Regions from separate parts of the Mus musculus genome. Here region 2 is linked to region 1. The links are chromatin loops, found by intact Hi-C in ENCODE. Cell type or tissue: heart. All regions are shown on one strand. Each heading gives the region's core, and the rest is flanking DNA. Links, peaks and the distances in the headings are about the cores only.

Region 1 (5,385 bases), core at 325-5,324:
GAACCCCGGGGCCAGCTGCTGGAAATCTGCAGTGTTCAGGAAGAATACCACTCCAGTTGCTGGTAAGCCTTGAAACACTAACCTGGTAGCCTCACTTCAGACGTGGTTGCTATGCCTTCAAATAATCTCTAGTGTAAGGATTGTTCATTATCGGAGAAGCTCTTACAATTAAAGGTTTCCATTTTTGTTATGCGTACGAGTGTTTTGCCTCTATGTGTGTGTGTGCCTGGTGCTCTGGAGTGTCCTGAAGAGATCAGCAAAGGACTTTAGATGCCCTAGAACTGGAGTGGCGGATGGTTGTGAGCCGCCATGCTTGGCAATCAAAATGGGCTCCTCTGTAAGAACAGCTATTTCTCCGTTGCGTGTTAATTTCAAAACTTCATGCTATCACCTTCTGGGGCTGCACTCTCAGCTTCTCAGCTTGGCTCCAAGAATTCACTGCCGCTGCTCCCAATCCAGATAGCTCCGCAATGGCCAGCAGTTAGTGTCTCCAATCCTCTAACAACCGGAGAACGCTCCGAGCTGTGATGAGTCTACACTGACCAACCAACCCCGAGGCTGGCTCTGCCAACCACCAAAGACTGTCCCAAGGCTGCCCTTTCTCCTGCCCACCTGAGTCACGGAGGATGGAAAACATCAGACAGCCTTAATATTTTAAAACCAGCCAGATAACACAACCACTGAGCATGGAACCTACTGCCCTGAAGTCATCAGCTATCCTGTATCAGAATTCTTCCGGTGATGAAGCGGCCACCGGTTCTAGTTGCCCCCAGACCTTACATGGTTCTGTGCTCCTCTCCCCAAAGCCTGACTGAAAAGCCCACTCACTATCTTGTCTCCTTCTGGGACCTGGAAAATCCCACCTCTTTATTTTCACCCAGTGATTACCTTCTGCCATCTTTATTGATATAATCAAGAAACAATTAGGGAACCAGATTTCAGTATCAGCTCCTCCTACTACATTTCTCCAGCCCTCACAATTAATCATTTTGGCTGGGAAGTAGTTCACTTGCCTGCCCTGTGTAAGGGCTCTGATGGTGATCCTTAACACGCAGGCGCGCGCGCGCACGCACACACACACACACACACACACACACACACACTTTTAATCCTTAAAATGAATCTCATTCACATTACATATTTTGCATACTCTGGGCAGGGATGTTTGCCCTTGTGTTACCTGGGATAGGAATCCAAGGAGTGTAACTGATCCCACTTTTCAAATTCTTGTTCTCATAGAATAATAATAAATTTAACTAAGTAAGTGTATGATTTGTATATTGAAATAGAAAAGAAATGGTCTGCAAATGTGGATTCTGGAATCCCCCCTCCCTTTTCCTATTTGTAATCCTTTGATCTCCTTCAGTCGTCCTTACTTTACTCCTTAACTAAGACTTTGAGTGCTGCACTGGACAGAGTGGACATCCTTGACTTGGTCTTGACTTTAGTGGAAACACTTTGAGCTTCTCTCCATTTAACTTGATATTGACTGGCTGTAAGCCCCCTTCATTATGTCTCTGTCCCTGTAAGCCTCATTTCTCCTATACTTTTATCTTGAATGAATGTTGGGATCTGTCAAAACCTTTCCTGCATCTGTGAGATGATCATTTTGTTTTTGCCTTTTAATTTCTATGTGCTGGGTATGTTTGCTGATTTACATATGTTGAACCATGCGGCTCTGGGATGAAGTCAACTGGATCAGTGGATGGTCTTTCTGATGTTTTCTTAAATTCAGTTTTTGAGTACTTTATTGAGAATTTCTGCATCATGTTCATAAGTAAGGGCTATACTTTTCATTTTTGTTGAGTCTCTGTTTTAGTATTGGGACTTTGTAAAAAGAATTTGGAAGAGTTCCCTCAGTTCCGATTTTGGGAAATGATTTGAAGATTATTGACATTAGTTAATCTTTGAAATTCTAGTAGAATTCTGTACTGAGTCTACTAGGACATAGTTTTTTTTTCTTATTTGGGAGTTTAATAGATGCTCTATTTAACTAGGGGTTATGGGTCTGTTGATGTCATGTTGATTTTAGTAGGTAATGTTTATAAAGAAATGTATCTATTTCATTTAGATTTTCCAGTTTGGTGAAATACTGATTTTTAAAGTATGTCTTCATGATTACCTGAATTTCCTCCATGTTTGTTGTTATGTCTCCCCTTTTATCTCTAATTTATTAATTTGGTTATTTACTAATTGATTGTTTTTCCCATACACTCGTTGTGGATGCTATTTCTTCTTTTTTTTCTTCCCCTAAAATTTTCAAATGTATCCTTTTTATTAGTGTGAGATCTGTCTGTTTTTTTTGTTGTTGTTTTGTTTTTTGTTGTTGTTGGTTTTTGTTTTTATGTAGGAACTTAGCGCTATGAACTGACTCATGGCATTGCCTTCATTGTGTAAGCATATTTTGTGTTGTCATTTTCATTCAATTCTAAAAGAATTTTAACTACCATCTTGAATTTTGTCTTTGAATTAAAAAGTTCTTGTTCCAGGGTTCCACATGAGACCCTGTCACTTATCTTCAGGAGATCGTCTGCTTTTAGTCGACTGGGTAAATTCTGCTGCTAGAATACTGTACGTTTAGGGAATCACATTTGAGGTGGGGTTGGAAGGACATGAAATGCAAGTCTCTTGTGGAGAGAATGCCAGGTGTACAATGTGGGGGAGAGACTGGAAGGCTTCTGGGAGGCTCAGGGAACCGGAAGGCTAAGGAAGCGAAGCCTGGAAAAAAGAATCCAGCTCAGGGCTGATGACAGAGAAAGGTCATGGTCGGGCTTACTTTTCTAATGGATCAATCAGAAGATGTTCCCGGGGTTCCAAGAGACATGGAAAGGAAGACTTGGGAAGAAGGTGGGACAGCGCTCGCTGTTTAGTGTTTCCTCTTCAGGCAGGGTCTCCATGGCTGTCCTACAATTTGCATAGATCCTTCCGCCTCAGGATCTGAAATGCCTGGATTACTGAAGAGAACTGTCAGACAGCCCTGCTCATCTATTGGGCCTTTAGCTATCTATTGAGGAAATCATGAGGTCTGTCAGACACTGAGAAGACAGATACATTTATGTTGCACTGAGCAATACAATTATTTATTCTGAGTTTTCAGCATAAGGGTTTATTCAGCTTACACTTCCATACTGCTGTTCATCACCAAGGAAGTCAGGACTGGAACTCAAGCAGGTCAGGAAGCAGGAGCCGATGCAGAGGCCATGGAGGGATGTTCCTTACTGGCTTGCTTCCTCTGGTTTGCTCAGCCTGCTCTCTTATAGAACCAAGACTACCAGCCCAGGGATGGTACCACCCACAAGGGGCCCTCCCCACCTTGATCACTAATTGAGAAAATGCCTTACAGCTGGATCTCATGGAGGCATTTCCTCAACTGAAGCTCCTTTCTCTGTGATAACTCCAGCTTGTGTCAAGTTGCCGCAAAACCAGCTAGTTCACCAGTAGATGGCAATATTGGCCCAGAAAAGCCAACCACACCTGTGGGAGGGCCTCAGGACAGGGACACGACAAGGACTATCTACTTGAGAGATATTTTGCTTTTAATTCATTGTTGTTCTATTAATTTGTAGTTTCTCTTTTATCTCAGAATATTAAAGTTATAAATAAAGCAAAAAAAAGTTCCAGAAGCCTTAAATTCTGCGTTTTGAAAGTCACTCTTCTTAGATGTACTTCCTTTGAGGTAGCAGGCTGTGAGGCGACTAGCAATCAGGATATCCACACAAAATGGAACTCAAAAAGATTTTGCTGACGTCACTAAGAACACCAGAACAGAAATCAGTTACATGTCACTTCCAACATTTAAAATAACGTTCAGTTTTAGTCCTAGTCTCATGGAAATCAAAGCCGCACATACTTACCCCAAACTCAGAGAACGATAACATAAGACGTAGGAGTTGGAGGTAATTTAAAACGTTTTAAAGATTATATATTAACCGGGCGTGGTGGCACACGCCTTTAATCCCAGCACTTGGGAGGCAGAGGCAGGCAGATTTCTGAGTTCGAGGCCAGCCTGGTCTACAAAGTGAGCTCCAGGACAGCCAGGGCTATACAGAGAAACCCTGTCTCGAAAAACAAAAAACAAAAAAACAAACAAAAAAAAAGATTATATATTAATTGTACTAATGCATAGTCACGGGTTTCATTGTGACATCTTCATGAACATATACAACATGTTTTGATCAGATTCAGCTCTTGCTATCCCCCCTCTCCGTACATCCTCACCATAGCTACTAGCCCCGACTTATTAAAAAATTTTGTAACCCAAGGAGTGTAATTAGGGTTAGACTACTAATTACTTCTTACTGGATCATGGGTGTGAGGTTTCTTCCAAGATCATGACCACTTTACATTGGGCACACCACTGAAGAGAAAGTCTCTCTTTACTCTATCAAACGTGAGCTTCCTGGAGAGCCTCGGGTAGGGGTGGAACTTTAGGTAAGACTGGGGTTTCAGGTAGGGGTGAGGCCTCTGGTAGGGGTGGGGCCTCGGATTTGGGTTAGAGTTAGGGTCCCTCCCTTCTCCATAGCACGGTTTTGTCTGGCTGAGGCTTGTAACAGATTTTATTTGGGTCCTCACAGTTGCTTTAAGTAATTTTAACACTTTAACCTTATACTCCGGATTGAATTTATACAAACACAATGAAAAATCAAATAAGGAAATGTAACAGAAACCCTCTTATGTCATTTACAACAATACCACTTACAAGAATTTGTTTGCCTTGTTTTCTGAGGTGTTCAACTTTATTGTTCAATCTATATTTTTCACTAAAAGTAGCCAAAGGCCCTTTGTAATAAATAAATATCAATATGGGCCATAAATATTGGATATTTTAAGAACCAGTGCATCATAATCAAGGACATATCCTAGGCAGCTGTACTTAGGGGTTAATAACCACTGTGCAGGATCACAGGTAGTGGGCAGTGCTCGAAAGCTTAGATGGGGGAACATTCCCTTTGCCTTGATGATGCTTCTTATCTCGTACCTATCTTTAGATAAATCATTCTGGGATCTCTTAAGACATATGTTGATGTCTTCACATGGCAAGCTTGCTTGTAATTTAGTTTCCAATGTAGATGGAAAGAATCTGTGACGAGCTTTAGCTGTGACTAAATTGACTTATTCGTTACTCTATGTGTTCATTTAATAATTATCTGTTAAGCCCCTGGATACCAACAAGATAGGATTAAGAAAAAATGTTAAAACCATACTTTAAAAAAACACATTCTTCTACGTCGCTTATAAATACAAGCTCAGACTCAAGTGAACGCTGGACCGTCACCGTGGCAGCGTGCTGACTGCTGTAAGCAGCACTTACGTCACCTTCCCAGAGAGTTCATGAGGTTGGTGCTAATGCAATCAAGTAAGTAGTGGCTTGGCTCAATATCTTAG
Region 2 (5,385 bases), core at 85-5,084, 500 kb after region 1:
CACTGTTTGGTGATGAGGACGGATGCATTCACATGTTTATTTCCTAATATTCTTTGTCCTTTGTAAATGTGTTGGTTCCAGTGAAGAAAATACAATTCAGGTGGTTGGATGATAATCACGAAATGTGTTCTTGACTAGAAACTGAGCAAACTTCCAGTGTTCTTATAGTTTCTACCATGTTATCCTAAACACAGTTCTCCTTTGAAGTAGAAATTTTGATTAAATTGGCTTGTAGGCCACTGTGTATTGATGTGAGATGTCTTAGCTGTAATATTGTGGCATTATCTGTAGGAATTATGACTATGTTATTCTCAAATCTTTGAACAGATTTGGTTTATTTGGCTTTCCAAATTGTGCTGTGTTAATGACAAGCAGTCATAAGTACTTCAATTCAGTAGATTATCTTCTAAAATTTTGAAATCTCCTAAAGTTATTTTAAATGTTTTAAGACTTGAGAATTCTTTATAGCTAAAATCTCTGTAACTATCTGAATGATTTTGAGTGAATTGTGGTTTGCAATACATAGAATAATTTCTGAATATTGTATTAGCTTTTAAACTTGTTTTGAGGAGGAGGTAGAAGTAGTGGTTATGAATGGCCGAGAAGCACCTGAAAAAATGTTCAACATCCTTAGTCATCAGGGAAATGCAAATCAAAACAACCCTGAGATTCCACCTCACACCAGTCAGAATGGCTATGATCAAAAACTCAGGCGACAGCAGATGCTGGCGAGGATGTGGAGAAAGAGAAACACTCCTCCATTGCTGGTGGGATTGCAAGCTGGTACAAATACTCTGGAAATCAGTTTGGCGATTCCTCAGGAAATTGGACATAGTACTACTGGAAGACCCAGCAATACCTCTCCTGGGCATATACCCAGAAGATGTTCCAACCGGTAATAAGGACACATGCTCCATTATGTTCATAGCAGCCTTATTTATAGTAGCCAGAAGCTGGAAAGAACCCAGATGTCCCTCAACAGAGAAATGGATACAGAAAATGTGGTACATTTACACAATGGAGTACTACTCAACTATTAAAAACAATGAATTTATAAAATTCTTACACAAATGGATGTATCTGAAGGATATCATCCTGAGTGAGGCAACCCAGTCACAAAAGAACACACATGATATGCACTCACTTATAAGTGGATATTAGCCCAGAAACTTAGAATACTCAAGATACAATTTGCAAAACACATGAAATTGGAGAAGAAGGAAGACCAAAGTGTGGATACAGATAATCCAGAGATTGTTCCACTTGGGGATTCACGCCATAAACAACCACCAAACCCAGACACTAGGCAGATGCCAATAAGAGCCTGCTGACAGGAGCCTGATATAGCTGTCTTCTGCGAGGCTCTGCCAATGCCTGGCAAATACAGAAGTGGATGCTCACAGTCATCCATTGGATGGAGCACAAGGACCCACCCCAATTAAGGAGCCAGAGAAATATCCAGGGAGCTGAAGGGGACTGAAGCCCCACAGGAGGAACATCAATATGAACTAACTAGTACCCCCAGAGCTCCTTGGACCTATACCACCAATCAAAGAAAACACATGGTGGAACTTGTGGCTCTAGCTGCATATGTAGCAGAGGATGGCCTAGTTGGTCATCAATGGGAGGAGAGGCCCTTGGTCCTGTGAAGGCTCAATGCCCCAGTATAGGGGAATGCCAGGGCCAGGAATGGGAGTGGGTGGGTTCAGGAGCAGGGGATGGGGGGAGGGGATAGGGGGGTTTTGGAAGGGAAACTAGGAAAGGGAATAATATTTGAAATGTAAATAAAGAAAATATCTAATTTTAAAAATAAGAGGTAGTGGTTATAGCTTACCTTTCAGAGTGGGTTTTATGGACACAGGGCCTATTATGTTTCTGATAAGGTTTCAAGAGTGTTAGAAGAAAAATTAAGGTCGGTAATACTTTAATTGATGCCAGAGCATCAATCTTCCTTATCAATGCTGAGATATCAGGGAAAGTTAGATTTTCATAAATAAAAGAAGGAAAAAAGAGAAATAAATAAATAATTATTTTCATGTAACATGTTTTTGCTCTCTTTGTTCCAGGCCCCTGTGCCATCCTTCAAGCCATCTACCCCAAGTTCATATCCCCAGGCCCAGAGAGATACTCTGTAGCGACTTCTTGTTGCTGTGGCTTTTTGAGTTTCATTTACGTGAACCCTATTTAATTCTATTTTGCAAGACTGAGCGTGGCGTGTCCAGGTTTGGCTGAGGGGAGGGCTGGACTTCAGTGGAAGCTGACTTGGAGGATGCCTTCCCACGCGTGACACATGTTCCATCCCTTGATCAATCGTGACACACCCCGCCGGGGCTGTTCATGGGAACTGAGCTTCTAGGCTGCACACAGCCTCACACCTCAGTGGAACAACTACACACCAGTGGTCAAATGATGACATTACTCATAGCATATGAGAAACGCTCATAGATTCTTAGACAGTCTCTCACATATGCAGATGTACACACTCCATATTCGTATGCACACACAAATTAGTGTACTTATTTTTATGTAGAAACTGGAATTTCCTGCAAGGTTTTCTTCAGAAGTATTATTTGTCCGAGTTCTTGGAAACAATATCACCCTTATCTGGCAGATAGTGGCAGTAAACACCTCGGTTCCCAGCAGGGAAGTTGCTGCTGTACAAAGGGAACAGCCGTGTTCAAAGGCCCAAACATTTCCTCTTCTGGGTGTTCTGACTTCTATTGATCTTCGATTCAGAGTAAGTCAGAACTCAAACGGCTTGCATAAGTTCTAAATGAAATAAAACATCCGATAGAGAAAGCACGTCGTGGCTGTTCCACAGGAGAACATTTCCTAAAGTTATTTTAAGCGTTGATTTGGATACTGGGACTCATGCTCGCTTTGTTAACCTTAGACAGAACGCCCTCGCCCCCTTGTGTTCGTCTGCGGTATTGCCCGTGGGAAGACAAAACCAAAGTTTCCATGAAGGGTAGGAGAAAGGTGACTGAATCAAGATTCAGTGATCCACTTACTTCTAGGACAGTAGTGTGAGGTCTTCCTGTAAACCTATGTAAGGGACAGCTTTACATCACAGACCTTAGATTTGGTTGCCGCGATTTGCTTTGTTTTTCTTCAGTCCTGAGCCACCTTATATAGTCACTCCAAGGTTTGGACCTTTTGGCATCTCAAAGTCAGTGGCTACTGGTGAAGAAAAAAAAAATTATTCCGCTTCTGTGATATGTTTGGCATTGTTTTAAATGCCAAAAGAATCGGGGAAGGGGGCACTTATCTTTCTGTTACCTGTTCTGGAATCTTTGTTTGGCGGAGGAACCTCATCTTCCACGGGCTTAAGGTAAGAAACTGCTTCCTGTTCTTAGGCGATACCAGCCATATCTGGACTCTTCTAAGTTCTGAGCATCCTCAAAGTTGTCTTGAATGTATTCGATAGTCATTCTCTATGCGATTTCCACATAGCACCAACCAATTCCAGAAGCTATGGTCCGAATGTGCATCACATGTCACTTCAAGTGACTTCCATGTGGGCTGCTTGCTGCCAAAGGGCAGGCTGAGCAACCCATTGCTTTGGGCATGCGCGTTTCCACTTGGTCAGTGACTGACAGACTGACTAATCTTTCCCAGCATTGTTCAACCCCTTGGAACTGACGGCCCTGCTTTGTATGGGGGTCATAGCAGAAGCTTTTGGCTGGGGAAATGATTCATTGCATCAGCCAAGCACCCAAGAGGCATGGTGAGGACATTTGCAGCAGGAAGGAGAAAATGTCAAAGATAAGGATATACACACTGGGAAGATGCAGCATAATACCACAGGCAAGGTCCACTAACACAGATCAGCTCAATGGCACGGCTATGGGACCAACACAGGACGCAGTCTCTAGTGTTGCCACAAGCCATGTGTGCCTGGTTTGTATTACCTGGTTCCTGTGCTTGGCACTATAATATGGCTGGACTGGACAGTCCTCAAAGGAGTTAGAGGGATTCTTTGTGTTTCTTTGTTTCTTTTGTCACTTTATTGTCTGACTGCAGCCCCCCTTGCAGCTCCTTCCCCTTCCCTTTCTCCTCTGTGAAGGAGGTCAGCCCCACCCCCAGAATCAGCCCACCCTTGCACATCAGTTACTTCATGACCAGGCTCATCCTCTCCCACTGAGGCCAGACAAGGTGGCTCAGCTAGGGGAACAGAATCCACAGGCAGGCAACAGAGTCAGGAATAGACCTTGCTTCATTTATTGGGGGACCTGCATGAAGGTCAAGCTGCACATCTGCTACCTCTCTCTCTCTCTCTCTCTCTCTCTCTCTCTCTCTCTCTCTCTCTCTCTGTGTGTGTGTGTGTGTGTGTGTGTGTGTGTGTGTGTGTATGTGTGTAGTAGGTCCAGCCCATGCTTGCTCTTGTGGTTCAGTCTCTGGGAGCTCCAAAAGTCCAGGTTAGTTGTCTATTGGTCTTCTTGTGGAGTTCCTATCATCTCCGGTTTCCTCAATCCTTCTCCCAACTAATCCACAAGACTCCCTGAGCTCCATATAATGCTTGGTTATGGGGCTCGGCTTCTGTTTCATTGGCTGCTGGGTGGAGCCTCTCAGAGGCCAGTTATACTAGGCTCCCATCTGCAAGCATAACAGAGTATCATTGATGGCATCAGGGTTTGGTTCTCACCCATAGGATGAATCTCAAGTTGGACCAGTCATTGTTGGCCATTCCCTCAGTTTCTGCTCCATCTTTGTCCCTGCGCATCTTCTAGGCAGGGCACTTTTTGAGTCAAAGGTTTTATGTGTGAGTTGATGACTTTATCCCTCCATAGGGAGTCCTGCCTGGCTAAAGGAGGTGGTCACCTCAGGCTCCATATCTCCCATTGCTAGGAGTCTTAGCTAGAGCCACCTCATAGACTCCTGGGAGCCCCCCCCCCCCATCTCAGGTCTCTGGCATGTCCTAGAGATGGCCCCTGCCCCAGGAGTTAGAGTTAAGAGTTTTTGTTTTTTTATTTTACGTATATGAGAACACTGTACCTGTCTTCAGACACACCAGAAAAGGACAGCAGAATTTATAGATGGCTGTGAGCCACCATGTGGTTGTTGGGAATTGAACTCAGGACCTCTGAGCCATCTTTCCAGACTGGAGTTAGAGTTTTTAAAGTTATCATTGATGCAGAATTCCAAATTTGAAACAAAGTAATTCAGGACTTGAAAAAAAAAGTGTCTTAATGACTGCAAATCTAGAAGGAAGTCAGAGGCAGGGCTCCACAGGCCATTGTCTGTTAGTTCTTGCTGCTTCTGCTGTATGGCAACTGACATGTTGCAAATGAAAATGAGGTCTTCAAATCTAGTCAGCTAAAGCCCCAAAGCCCCAGAGCTCTGGGGTAAAGGACGCAGTTGTCTCATGAAACCGAGGCTGCTCTC

The links. Hi-C counts contacts between places; a loop is a spot of excess contacts. Peaks named below come from ENCODE experiments on the same cell type or tissue, not always from the same donor. Only the 100,000 strongest peaks of a DNase experiment are listed, where the experiment ranks them.
Region 2: it touches region 1 in a loop (10-fold over the local background); 28 of 42 quality-filtered maps call a loop at or near these places.

What each region holds. Positions count from the first base shown.
Region 1 is chr10:22,576,178-22,581,562 of GRCm38, forward strand. All of the region lies in intron 2 of Gm40612 (a long non-coding RNA gene), which reads right to left. Among named protein-coding and RNA genes, the nearest start is that of Gm46216, 26 kb to the right of the region's middle. In heart, for the core only: a CTCF peak has its summit at 3,449 (motif pointing right); no DNase peak of the experiment used is centred there.
Region 2 is chr10:23,078,559-23,083,943 of GRCm38, forward strand. No RefSeq gene overlaps it. Among named protein-coding and RNA genes, the nearest start is that of Gm35179, 79 kb to the left of the region's middle. In heart, for the core only: a CTCF peak has its summit at 2,917 (motif pointing left); a DNase peak (open chromatin) is centred at 2,913; H3K27ac peaks cover 322 bases.